Regions from separate parts of the Homo sapiens genome. Here all the other regions are linked to region 2. Evidence: chromatin contacts called from ENCODE Hi-C or POLR2A ChIA-PET data. All regions are on one chromosome and are shown on one strand. Each heading gives the region's core, a stretch centred on a gene start or an enhancer-like site at or near the end of the contact. The rest is flanking DNA. Distances are from core to core; before and after follow the strand shown. Region 1 holds the start of OLIG1 (oligodendrocyte transcription factor 1). Region 2 has its middle 25 kb from the start of IFNAR1. Region 3 overlaps IFNGR2 (interferon gamma receptor 2).

Region 1 (4,266 bases), core at 347-2,846, 230 kb before region 2:
ACACACAGTAAGTGCCAAGCACTGTGCTAGGCTTCAGGAAGATGGAGAAATGAGCAGGTGGTCCCTACCGTAAAACAATCATAGCCAAATGCAGAGATGGTATCTACATAACACAATAGGCTATGAAGAAATCCTATCAATGGTTTGCCAAGAGTCATGAAAGGAGGAAGAGGAGAAATCACCAAGGCTTCCAGAAGAAAGCAAGGTTGGAGCTGAACCTGAGGCATAGGCAGGATGCTACAGGCAGAGCTGGGGGTCAGAAGCAAAGATCAGAGTGAACCCATGTGGCAAATATTGGTGGAAGAAAACCAGAACAAAGCAGCCCTGAAACCAGCAAGCACAGCCACCAAGATGCCCTCTTCCCCAGGACATTGACAAGTTATAGTAGCATGCACTGGTGCTGGGGGCAGAAAATGTCCATAGACACCAAGTAATGCTATTCTATTTGGCAAATAAAATGATTCATTCCCACCCTCAACCGATAGGACTATGTGGGTGTTTTGTTTTGTTTCTAATAAGAGGCCAATTTCTGAGTGACTTTTGCTTAAGCAAATGTCAAGTTGCTGATAGACCATCCCTTTCGGGGAGGATAGAAACCCGACCCAAAGGCTCCTTTGTCCCTAAAGACCTTTCAATCAGAGGGATGGGGAAGGAGGTTGGGAGCAGCAGGGAGGAAATATCCTAATGCTACTTGTCATTTAGTCCAGAAATTTAGCGACCTGAACCTGGCAGGAAATTATGTATTTTAAGAAAAAAAAAACATGATACACTCATGTTCATAGCAGCATAATTCGCAACAACCAAAAGCACCCCAAATGTCCATCAACGAATGAATGGATAAACCAAATGTGGTATATCCATATACTGGAATATTATTCAGCCTTGAAAAGGAAGAAACTTTGATACATGCTACAACATGGATAAACCTTGACGACAATATGCTAAGTGAAAGAAGCCAGTCACTAAAAGACAAGTGCTGTATGATTCTACTTATATGAGGGACCTAGAGTAGAACAAATTCATAGAGACAGAACAGAAGAGTGAATTCCAGGAACTTGGGTCGGGGGGAGTGGGGAGTTGTTTAATGGGTGGAGCTTCAGGGTTGCAAGTTGAAAAGAGTTCTGGAGATGGGTTGCACAACAATGTGAATTTAATTTAAATCAATTTAATGTGCACACTAATGCATATAACATTACTGAACAGTACTCTAAACATAAGACGGTAAATTTTATGTTATGAATATGTGATCACAGTTAAAAAAAAATATGAGGGAGGTTGTTTTTGAGTAGACAGTTGCTGGAGGAAGGCACGTGAGTTGCAGCCTGACCAGTGCGACCAGTCCTCCTTCAACAGCCCCGCTTGCCTTGAAAAGGCGCCCTTACTCCGCTCAGGGGGCCTGTCCCGCGCGGCTGGCACAGGCGCTCACAATAACCTCCTAAAGCGGTGCCAGCCGCACCTCCGCGCGGCCCCGGCACAAGCAGCCAATGAACACGCGGCTGCGCCCGGCCTCGCGCCTCCATTGGCTGCGCCCCGCCACCCGCTGCCCCGCAGGTTCCCAAGCCGGGTTTAAAGGGGTAGGGCGCGGGCCAGGGCCCCACCATCGTTTCCCCGCGCGCAGGTCCGCGGGGAGGGGCGGCCTGCCGACCGGCCCACCCCAGGGCGTTCCTGAAGGGCGTCCTCGGCCGCCCCCACCGCCTCCCAGATGTACTATGCGGTTTCCCAGGCGCGCGTGAACGCGGTCCCCGGGACCATGCTGCGGCCACAGCGGCCCGGAGACTTGCAGCTCGGGGCCTCCCTCTACGAGCTGGTGGGCTACAGGCAGCCGCCCTCCTCCTCCTCCTCCTCCACCTCCTCCACCTCCTCCACTTCCTCCTCCTCCACGACGGCCCCCCTCCTCCCCAAGGCTGCGCGCGAGAAGCCGGAGGCGCCGGCCGAGCCTCCAGGCCCCGGGCCCGGGTCAGGCGCGCACCCGGGCGGCAGCGCCCGGCCGGACGCCAAGGAGGAGCAGCAGCAGCAGCTGCGGCGCAAGATCAACAGCCGCGAGCGGAAGCGCATGCAGGACCTGAACCTGGCCATGGACGCCCTGCGCGAGGTCATCCTGCCCTACTCAGCGGCGCACTGCCAGGGCGCGCCCGGCCGCAAGCTCTCCAAGATAGCCACGCTGCTGCTCGCCCGCAACTACATCCTACTGCTGGGCAGCTCGCTGCAGGAGCTGCGCCGCGCGCTGGGCGAGGGCGCCGGGCCCGCCGCGCCGCGCCTGCTGCTGGCCGGGCTGCCCCTGCTCGCCGCCGCGCCCGGCTCCGTGCTGCTGGCGCCCGGCGCCGTAGGACCCCCCGACGCGCTGCGCCCCGCCAAGTACCTGTCGCTGGCGCTGGACGAGCCGCCGTGCGGCCAGTTCGCTCTCCCCGGCGGCGGCGCAGGCGGCCCCGGCCTCTGCACCTGCGCCGTGTGCAAGTTCCCGCACCTGGTCCCGGCCAGCCTGGGCCTGGCCGCCGTGCAGGCGCAATTCTCCAAGTGAGGGCGGGCCTGGGCCTGGGGCGCGACCTCGGCCCGGCCTCCCTTCGCTCAGCTTCTCCGCGCCCCTGCTCCCTGCGTCTGGGAGAGCGAGGCCGAGCAAGGAAAGCATTTCGAACCTTCCAGTCCAGAGGAAGGGACTGTCGGGCACCCCCTTCCCCGCCCCCACCCCTGGGACGTTAAAGTGACCAGAGCGGATGTTCGATGGCGCCTCGGGGCAGTTTGGGGTTCTGGGTCGGTTCCAGCGGCTTTAGGCAGAAAGTGCTCGCTCTCACCCAGCACATCTCTCTCCTTGTCCCTGGAGTTGCGCGCTTCGCGGGGCCGATGTAGAACTTAGGGCGCCTTGCCGTGGTTGGCGCGCCCCGGGTGCAGCGAGAGGCCATCCCCGAGCGCTACCTCCCCGGAGCGGAGCACGCCGGCTCCCAGTACTAGGGGCTGCGCTCGAGCAGTGGCGGGGGCGGAGGGGTGGTTCTTTTCCTTCTCCTCCGCCAGAGGCCACGGGCGCCCTTGTTCCCGCCGGCCAGGTCCTATCAAAGGAGGCTGCCGGAACTCAAGAGGCAGAAAAAGACCAGTTAGGCGGTGCAGACGGTCTGGGACGTGGCAGACGGACGGACCCTCGGCGGACAGGTGGTCGGCGTCGGGGTGCGGTGGGTAGGGGCGAGGACAACGCAGGGTGCGCTGGGTTGGGACGTGGGTCCACTTTTGTAGACCAGCTGTTTGGAGAGCTGTATTTAAGACTCGCGTATCCAGTGTTTTGTCGCAGAGAGTTTTCGCTCTTAAATCCTGGGGGTTTCTTAGAAAGCAACTTAGAACTCGAGATTCACCTTTCGTTTCCCTTTCCCCAAAAGTAGCGTAACCAACATTTAAGCTTGCTTAAAAACGAAAACCAACCGCCTTGCATCCAGTGTTCCCGATTTACTAAAATAGGTAACCAGGCGTCTCACAGTCGCCGTCCTGTCAAGAGCGCTAATGAACGTTCTCATTAACACGCAGGAGTACCGGGAGCCCTGAACCGCCCGCTGCTCGGCGGATCCCAGCTGCGGTGGCGACGGCGGGAAGGCGCTTTCCGCTGTTCCTCAGCGGGCCGGGCCCTTGACCAGCGCGGCCCGCAGGTCTTCCTTCTCGCCGTCTTGCAGTTGAAGAGCTACATACGTAGTCAGTTTCGATTTGTTACAGACGTTAACAAATTCCTTTACCCAAGGTTATGCTATGACCTTTCCGCAGTTTACTTTGATTTTCTATGTTTAAGGTTTTGGTTGTTGGTAGTAGCCGAATTTAACTGGCACTTTATTTTACTTCTAACCTTGTTTCCTGACGGTGTACAGAATCAACAAAATAAAACATTTAAAGTCTGATTTTTTACATTTTTTGTCTGATTTGTTTGGTAATAAAAAAGTCCTTGTATCCTAGTGGATTTAGAACCTTGGGGTGAAGGTAGGTAAATGACCGGGGTCCCAGGTTTTAAAATGTGACTTCCTGATTTGTAAAATAATCCAATGAACAGGCAACTGTAGTTCAAGTTCAGGCATTCGTGGGAAATATGAGGATTATAGGTAAGTGGGTGGGTGGGATAGAGAATGGGATAGAGAAGGGAGAGAGGCAATTCCAGGAATTCATTCTTTGCCAAGCTTCAGGCATAGGTCTTTTTTAACTACAACTTCATCCCCTGGAAAATGGGTTAAGCAATACCTTTATCATAAAATTGTAGCTCAACATCCTTCCAGGATATCCACCTTTTCTATATCCTTGGAC
Region 2 (4,491 bases), core at 224-2,723:
CTTCCTTCAAGTGATAGAAGTGAAACTCACCCACATTATGGAGGGTAATCTGCTTTACTCAAAAATCTATGGATTTAAATGTTAATCTCATCTTTAAAAATACCTTCACACCAACATCAAGACTCGCATTTTACCTAATCAGTCTAGCTGGTTGACACATAAAATTAACCATCATAGGGAGGGTAGATCTGTGATTGCTTTTTTGAAACTTTTTTCAATGTTTGCTGCATGTATATAGAAATAAAATTTGGCCGGGTGTGGTGGCTCACATCTGTAATCCCAGCACTTTCGGAGGCTGAGGCAGGTGGATCACCTGAGGTCAGGAGTTCGAGACCAGCCTGGACAACATGGTGAAACCCCGTCTCTACTAAACATACAAAAATTAGCCAGGCGTGGTGGTGCACACCTGTAATCCCAGCTATTTGGGAAGCTGAGACAGGAGAATCACTTGAACCCAGGAGGTGGAGGCTGCAATGAGCCAAGATCGTGCCACTGCACTCCAGCCTGGGTGACAGAGCGAGACTCCATCTCTAAATAAATAAATAAATAATAAAATAAAAAATTATTTTTGAAATTGAATTTTAAGATCTTGTTACACTTTTTTAAAGAAAAAAGAAGTTATTATCCAGGGCACAGTACAGAGAAACAAAAGAATGGAAAATATGAGTGGTTAGGATACAAGCCTGAAAAATCAAGCTGCAAGCGTAGATTAGCAAGCTGGAAGCTTGCACAGGTGAATGCGGCAGCTGTGCCAATAGAAAAGGGATACCTGGAAGCCAAGTACATCCAATATGGAGGTTCCTCCTCCCTTCTCTTTGTCGTCATGTGTGCAGGTGTCATGGTGCTGGCCAGGTAGAGACCCCATCTGCAGAATAAAAGATTAGGGTGGGATGGCCAGCCTCTTTGTGGGCTATGTAAATGGCACAGCTGGCCCAACCAATCCACTATGCCCTATATAAATCAAACACTGCCTCTTCAAGCTCATCTGTAAAACCAACCGTATCTTGCCCCAAACCCGGAAACCCACTCGGACCCACTCGCACCCCCTCCCTCTGCACAAGGAAGCTCTCTCTTCTTTCTTTCAACTATTGAACTTCCACTGTTAAACCCAGTTTTTGTGTGTCCATGTCTTCGATTTCCTGTGTCTGTGACTTCAATTTCCTTAGCATAAGACAATGAATCTTGGGTATTTCCCCAGACAAAGGATGCCACTTCACCAGGAAGTGACTAAGGGAAGAACACCTGTGGGAAAATGTCCAAGAATTCTGGGACCAGAAGGGGTTTCAGCAGAGCATCTGTGGGCCACCAATCAGACATTCTAGCAGAAAACATATGTCCAGTTGGTTTGAAAGATTCCCTGAGGGGAAGACAGTGTAAGCCATCCTCACCCCCTTCCACCCTTCCTCCTCGCTCTTTCTGGCTGCCTCGCCTTGTTGAAAATATCTCACTTCCTTTTGGGGCTCCTGCCCCTCCCCTAACATACCTCCCACACCCATCCCCAGACTGGTTTAGCCTCCAGGGCACCTTTGTTCCTTCCTCTCACAACCATGGGTCTCAGCCGTAGCTGCACACTGTGGCCGCCAGGAGAGCTTTAGAAATGTGGATGCCCAGGCCTTACCATGACCAATGAATTTCAGCTCTCTGCAGAGGGATTTTTGCATCAGCATTTTTTAAAGCTCCTAGGTGATTCCAGTTTGCAGTCAAGGTGGAGAACAGCTGCTGTAGCAGAGCAGTTATGATAGATTGAAAGGACGTGCTTACCTGCACTTCTGTGTGACCTTATGTTATCTGGCTTTCAAAGGGGTCGCTTTCTTTTAATACCCAGCTAACTGACTCCACTCATTACCTTGTGCTTCCACAGGAAGATTTCTTTCCTGAGGGGTTGTGAGTGTCTCTGGGAAACATGCCCCAGGAATGCATCCTTCCCATGCACTTCAGCCTTCTCGGCTGCTCACCACTGACCACCTGGGAAGCAATTCTCCAAGTTGCTACCCCTTTCTTTGTGCCTAATAAGATAATCCTAAGTAGCTGGTACAAAGAAATATTTGTTGAATTAATGGATAATAAATAATGATGGCTAGGTGCGGTGGCTCACCCCTGTAATCCCAGCACTTTGGGAGGCCGAGGTGGGTGGATCACCTGAGGTCAGGAGTTTGAGACCAGCCTGGTTAACATGGTGATACCCCGTCTCTACTAAAAATACAAAAAATTAGCCAGGCGTGGTGGCAGGTGCCTGTAATCCCAGCTACTCAGGAGGCTGAGGCAGAAGAATTGTTTGAACCCGGGAGGCGGAGGTTGCAGTGAGCCGAGATCGTGCCACTGCACTCCAGCCTGGGTGACAAGAGGGAAACTCCATCTCAAAAAAAAAAAAAAAGGTAAACAAAAGCCTTCTTGGGATACATGACAATTATACATGCAGATTAAACAGAGAGCTGTAAGTTAACAAATCACCATAAAACATATGCAAGCGAAAAACAAAAATAAAACAAATATGCAAAGTGAAAGAAAACAGTTATGTTCTGTACAGGATATCCAGATGCTACAGTCTGGATGTTTGTGCCTCTCCAAAATTCGTATGTAGAAATCTTTAGGAGGTGGTGAATGGGATTAATGACCTCATAAAAGAGGAGCTGCCCATCTCTTCCACCATGTGAGGACACAGAGAAGGTGCCACCTATGAGGACAGGCCCTCACCAGACACTCAATCTGCTGATGCCGTTCTCAGAGGTGTTTGAACCAGAGCGACTCCATCTTGAAGAGGGGCTGGGTAAAGTAAGGCTGAAACCTACTGGGCTACATTCCTTGGACAATTTCTGTTGTTTTAAACCACCCAGCTTGCGATCATTTGTTACTTCTGCCGCAGGAAACTTAATCCAGCACGGAAAGACTCTGTTGTTTTACCCTGACCAGTTCTAATATCTTCTTAGTATCTAAAATGGGGAAGAAGATGGGCAGAGGGTCATTCAGATTTATTTTACGGGAACTTAGTATCTTACTCTTCTCAGCAAGGGAGTTAGCTGAGAATGACTGGGCATGCTGCCTCACTGTCCCATTTCCTGAACTCTCTAGTTCAGAAAATGCTGTTGCAAATCAACTTCCTTAAAAAACAAACGGGAAGTAAAAAACAAAGTCTATTTTATGAACTAGAGACTCAGAGACTCAACATGATTTTTCTCCCTGAGTCAGGTCCATGGTTCTGTCTCCTGACCACCTCACCACTCCTGTTTGAATCAAGCAGACACCAAACAATGTCTTTGTTTCCATGCCCATGAGAACTCTTAATTAAACAGCCACTGACTATTGGGCTGGCACTTTACGAGGTCAAATTTATTGCTGTTGGATTGTGATAAAAAAGATAACCGGAAGGTTAAAGCTGTGGGAGTAATATCTCTGAGCAGGAGGAGTCATGGCAAGGACAGACTTTAAATTGGGTTAAACAATTCAATATAAACAGGAAACACAAGCCAGCTGCAGTTCCCCTCCTCTTGGCCTCTGCCTGGGGCCTGCCTGCTACTGGGCTGCCCCTGAGGGTCGCATTGCACACCTGCCCTATGGAGCTGATGGGGTGGGAGCGATAGCCAACCCTTACTTACTGCTTCCTATGTGCAGGTCTTGTTCTAAGCACTTTTACATTTTCATTTAATTCCCACAGCAACCCAGTTAAGCAGATACTATTATCTGCCTCATTTTTCAGATAAAGAAACTATGGCACAGAGAGGTTCAATCACTTACCTAAGATCACACAGGCAAGAAGTGACAGAGCCAGGACTTGAACCCAAGTGGTCTGGCTCCAGACTCAATCATCTAAGATAGCCACCCATGATCCCCACCTCCTGGTAGCCACACCCTTGAGTAATCCCTTCCTCTTGAGTGTGGACAGTGCCAATGACCTGCTTCTACCCATGGAAAGCGACACAGGTGACAGGATGCTGTCTTAGATTCCATAGGATTGTAATTCTCATCTTGCCAGCAGACTCTCTCTGTTGCCTTCTTGGACAGCACACTTGCATGAAGCAAGCTGCCATATTGGAGAAGTCACATGGCTAGGACCTGAGGATGCCTCCTCCAGCCAACAACGAACAGGGAATCGAGGTTCTCAATCCAACAGCAACAGGGTGAGGCACTGTTCTAAAAACAAGAGGCTGGAGCTCAAGGTGGACTTTCAGCGATTCCCTGCTCCTCATCCAGGGAGCTGCCAATCAGGCATAAGTCACGCCCCTTCTGCCAGGCAGGAGACTTCTTTCATTTCTAGGGAAATGGAAGCTGGGGGTTCCCCGATGACTGCTCCATGCGGGAGTGCCAAGGCTGGGCCCCCTTGCGTTAACTTCAGGCAACTCTGAATCATCATCCATCTCCAACTTCTCCCTCTGCCCAATCCTACTTTCCTCACTCCTTACAAGTGTTGTCCCCAAGAGCATTTCCAGATGAATTTCCCACATGCAAATTTTCCTTCCAGAGTGTGTTTCCAGGGAACCCAGCCTAATCTAGAGA
Region 3 (4,395 bases), core at 259-2,758, 140 kb after region 2:
ATTGTGACACATCCTACCACACACATGGACCTTGAGGACATTATGCTGAGTAGAGTAGGGCAGTCACAAAAGGATACTGTCTGCTTCCACTTAAATGAGGTCCCCAGAGTCATCAAATCCATAAAGACAGGAAGTAGAATGGTGGTTGCGGTGGTGGAGGGAGGGAAGTGGGAAGTTCGTGTTGAATGGGGCCAGAGTTTCAGTTCTGGGGCTGTACAGAGTTCTGGAGATGGATGGTGGTCATGATTGCACAATGTGAATGTGCTTGGCACTACCGAACTGTACACCTAAAAAGAGTTATGATGGTACATTTTATGTTATGTGTATTTTACCACAATTTAATTTTTTTTTTTTAATGGCATGGGGTTGGCTAAAAAGGTGGCCTGGCCTGGAGATTGGCTGCAGTAGACCCCTCTCCGAGGCAGCAGGTCTCCTCTGCTGTCTGGAGAATGCTCCAGGGAAGTGGCCTGGCTGGAGGACGTGAAGGCGGTGGAGACAGTGATCAGGAGCTTGAGCTTTGGGGCCCACAGGGTGCTTAGGAGGGCCCTAAGGCAGAGTCAACACCCAGAGCTGTGAGTGCCAGGCCCCGTGTACCCATTGCCCAGTGGGTATTGCTAATATTTGAAAGGACTTGAGAAAGAACAGTAGCGTGGGTCTTGTGGAAAGTCTTATTTTCCTGCATAACCCCAGCCCCCTGAGGCTCTGTGAGGCCATTGGGCCTTCTGAGGACACGGTCAGGACATTTTGGGGATCAGAGGCGAGCTGAGAGAAGAACATTTAAAAAGCATTTGCAGCCGGGCGCAGTGACCCACACCTGTAATCCCAGGACTTGGGGAGGCCAGGGTGGGCAGATCACCTGAGGTCAGGAGTTCGAGACCAGCCTGGCCAACATGGTGAAACCCTGTCTCTACCAAAAATACAAAAATTAGCCGGGCGTGGTGGTGGGCGCCTGTAATCCCAGCTACATGAGAGGCTGAGGCAGGAGAATTGCTTGAACCCAGGAGGTGGAAGTTACAGTAAGCCAATATCGCACCATAGCACTTTAGCTTGGGTGGCAGAGCAAGACTCCATCTCAAAAAAATAAAATAAATAAAAAGCATTTGCTTCTGGAGGCTTCACATTATTCTTGGGTAAACCTAGAGTAAAGGTGTTGGAAGCAGAATGTTACTCAGTTACATGTGGGATGAACAGAGGTTAGATAAGGTCCAAGTCTGCAGAAACATAGCAGCACTTTCAGAAAGAACCCTAGTCACTTGTTCCTTCATCTGCCATGATGTATTGTAGGTACACAGGCAGTATACAGATTCCCTACTAGAACCTCCCTGGTTAATATTGTCACAAAATCACAGCTCCTAACAGGTCTCAGAATCTTACTTGCAGTAATAATCTCTCTCTCTCCTGGTAGAACTACCAGCTGAGCCCCAGTACATGAATATACTATGAGTCATTCCTCTGAGACATGAACAGAAAACACAGGCCTGTCAGTTCACTTTTCTAGGAAAGCATAAAGAACATCCGCCAAAGGTCTCTGAGTTACATGGGAACAGTGAATCATGTTTCACTTATAATTCTGGGGTTTCACAAGGGTACATGTTTTGGTTTTGTTCCTCTTTCAGTCAGTCAGCTACAAGCTTATTGTCTTCCAGTATCTTTCAGCATTTCCAAGAGCTAGACACTAGATTCTTGGTAACTTGGTGAATCTATGGCTAAGCCTAAAGCCTGCGGGAGCAAAAGGGAAATTAATCGCTGGGAAACACCCCTTTATATGTTAAGGCCTAAGGCCCTCGCTCCCAGATTCTCTGCTTGCTGTGCGCTGGTGCAAGGGGAGGGGTGGAGGAGTGCCTGAGACCAATGCTTGTGAACTTGCCCTCTTTTTCCCCATCACAGCTGAACAAGAGCCCCCAGTCCCTCCTTCACTGAAAGGTTACAATTTTAGAGACGTCTTAAGATTAATAACCCACAGGCCTACACTGAGGGTTGCAAGGAAGAACTTGCTTTTCTTCCAATCAGAAAATCAGAAGAAAAAAACAAAACTTGCTTTTCCTGAGTTTTGCCCTTTTAAACTCTCAGCATATTAACATGGTCAGCCCTGGGATGAGTATTAAAGTGATTACTGAGATGAGGGGTAAGGAGTATTCAACTATTAGAAGTTGTTGGCTGGGTGAGGTGGCTCATGCCTGTAATCCCAGCACTTTGAGAGGCCGAGGTGGGTGGATCATGAAGTCAGGAGATCGAGACCATCCTGGCCAACAGGGTGAAACCCTGTCTCTACTAAAAATACAAAAATTACCCAGGCATGGTGGCATGCGCCTGTAGTCCCAGCTACTTGGGAGGCTGAGGCAGGAGAATCACTTGAACCCAGGAGGCGGAGGCTGCAGTGAGCTGAGATCCACGCCACTGCACTCCAGCCTGGCAACAGAGCAAGACTCCGTCTCAAAAAAAAAAAAAAAAAAAAAAAAATTAGCCAGCCGTGGTGGTGCACGCCTGCAATCCTAGCTACTTGGTTGGGAAGCTGAGGCAGGAGAATTGCTTGAACCCAGGAGGCGGAAGTTGCAGTGAGCCGAGATCGCGCCACTGCACTCCAGCCTGGGCGAAAAAGAGACTGACTCAACAACAATAAAAAATTGTTGCCGGGTGCAGTGGCTCACACCTGCAATCCCAGCACTTTGGGAGGCCGAGGCGGGCGGATCACCTGAGGTCAGGAGTTCGAGACAGCCTGACCAACATGGGAAACCCCGTCTCTACTTAAAATACAAAATTAGCAGGGTGTGGTGGTGCATGCCTGTAATCCCAGCTACTTGGGAGGCTGAGGCAGAGGTTGCAGTGAGATGAGATCGTGTCATTGCACTCCAGCCTGGGCAACAACGTGAAACTCCGTCTCAAAAAAAAAAAATTGTTTCATTGTTGAATAAAAAGAAAAATAAGTTATGTCATTGGTGGACAGAATCAACTTATATCTGAATAAAATAACTATACCAATTAAAACTAAAGTAGGCCAGGCGTAGTGGCTCACGCCTATAATCCCAGCACTTTGGGAGGCCAAGGTGGGTGGATCATTTGCGATCAGGAGTTTGAGACCAGCGTGGCCAACATAGTGAAACCCTGTCTCTACTAAAAATACAAAATTAGCCAGGCAAGGTGGTGGGCACCTGTAGTCCCAGCTACTTGGAGGATTGAGGCAGGAGAATCGCTTGAACCTGGGAAGCAGAGGTTGCAGTGAGCTGAGATCACACCACTATACTCCAGCCTAGGCAAGAGTAAGACTCCATCTCAAAAAAAAAATAAAAATAAAAATAAAATAAAAACAAAAACTAAAGTTAAAAGGTCTGGTATACTGAACTGGTAAACTAATTACAATTTTGCTTTCCAACCTCCTCAAGTATTTAAAAGACCCAACTCAGCCCATCTTAGAGGCCTTGGACAAGGACAGCTCACCAAAGGATGACGTCTGGGACTCTGTGTCCATTATCTCGTTTCCGGAAAAGGAGCAAGAAGATGTTCTCCAAACGCTTTGAACCAAAGCATGGGCCTAGCCCACTGGCTCCCTGGAAGAGATCAAGCCATCGGAGCTGCTAGAGTTCTGTCTGGACTTTCCAGAGACCAGTATTCCCTTTTGCTGCCTCTAAAAGGCCTGTCCCTGCAGACATGAGAGACAGCAGGTCTCATGGGGGTGACAAGCTTTTTTTTTTTTTCTTAAAGAATTTTCAAAATCAAATTCCAGAATGATTTTACGGAGATATCCCAGGAAAATTAAGGCTTCTCTTAAACACTAAAAAGGCATGTAATTGCTTGTTAGCAAAATGGATATGACACATCTCTGATACTTTTTTCATTATTGGTTGGGCTGAGCAGTCAGAAGACCTGGTCGTCGTCTTGACTTTGGCAAATGAGCCGGAGCCCCTTGGGCAGGTCACACAACCTGTCCCAGCGAGGGACACCGAGTGGCCCTTCATGTACATCCATGGTGTGCTGGCTTAAAATGTAATTAATCTTGTAAATATACTCCTAGTAATTTAAGATTTTGTTTTTAAACTGGAAATAAAAGATTGTATAGTGCATGTTTTTTAAAGTCTATGTGAAGTGTTTTCTTTATTGTAGCCTATTTTCTGCAGAGTTTCAGCTTTCTAAAATTACTCAATCTAAACTTGTTTTTTCTTAAATAACACCTGCTAGAGCTACTGAGGCCTCATGGGAACTCAGCAAACACTTCCTATGGATGTCACTTGATCCTCCAAAGGTTATAAAGAAGGCCAGGGCCTAGTGCAGTGGCCCACGCCTATAATCCCAGCACTTTGGGAGGCTGAGGTGGGTGGATCACTTGAGGCCAGGAGTTCTAGACCCACCTGGGCAACATGGTGAAACCCTGTCTCTATGAAAAATGCAAAAATTATCCAG

What was found. A loop is a pair of places that touch in the nucleus more often than their neighbours do. ChIA-PET counts read pairs that join two places held with the same protein, here RNA polymerase II (POLR2A). Pooled maps may share reads with other maps.
Region 1: a map with no recorded cell type shows a loop between it and region 2 (2.8-fold over the local background). The contact joins the promoter of OLIG1 here to the enhancer-like site in region 2. A Hi-C loop is called at or near these places in 6 of 37 single-sample maps with no recorded cell type and 4 of 50 pooled maps.
Region 3: a pooled map shows a loop between it and region 2 (2.1-fold over the local background). The contact joins two enhancer-like sites. A Hi-C loop is called at or near these places in 3 of 37 single-sample maps with no recorded cell type and 7 of 50 pooled maps. POLR2A ChIA-PET finds 5 or more read pairs at or near these places in 3 of 52 experiments (MCF 10A, OCI-LY7 and activated CD4-positive, alpha-beta T cell).

Annotation. Positions count from the first base shown.
Region 1 is chr21:33,068,545-33,072,810 of GRCh38, forward strand. It overlaps OLIG1 (oligodendrocyte transcription factor 1), which reads left to right and starts at 1,597. Exons shown (of 1, transcript NM_138983.3): 1 at 1,597-3,869. The coding sequence starts at 1,703. The coding sequence ends at 2,518.
Region 2 is chr21:33,298,083-33,302,573 of GRCh38, forward strand. It overlaps a transcript of IL10RB not described here. Among named protein-coding and RNA genes, the nearest start is that of IFNAR1, 25 kb to the right of the region's middle. RefSeq lists an enhancer at 3,343-3,392. Within about 2 kb of position 1,474, at least 11 of the 41 ENCODE cell types and tissues checked have a DNase peak (open chromatin) inside an H3K27ac peak, as active enhancers do; they include OCI-LY7, where a contact is called at or near this core.
Region 3 is chr21:33,433,448-33,437,842 of GRCh38, forward strand. It overlaps IFNGR2 (interferon gamma receptor 2), which reads left to right. Exons shown (of 7, transcript NM_005534.4): 7 at 3,381-4,069. The coding sequence ends at 3,515. It also overlaps a transcript of TMEM50B not described here. Among named protein-coding and RNA genes, the nearest start is that of IFNGR2, 32 kb to the left of the region's middle. Within about 2 kb of position 1,509, at least 11 of the 41 ENCODE cell types and tissues checked have a DNase peak (open chromatin) inside an H3K27ac peak, as active enhancers do; they include OCI-LY7, where a contact is called at or near this core.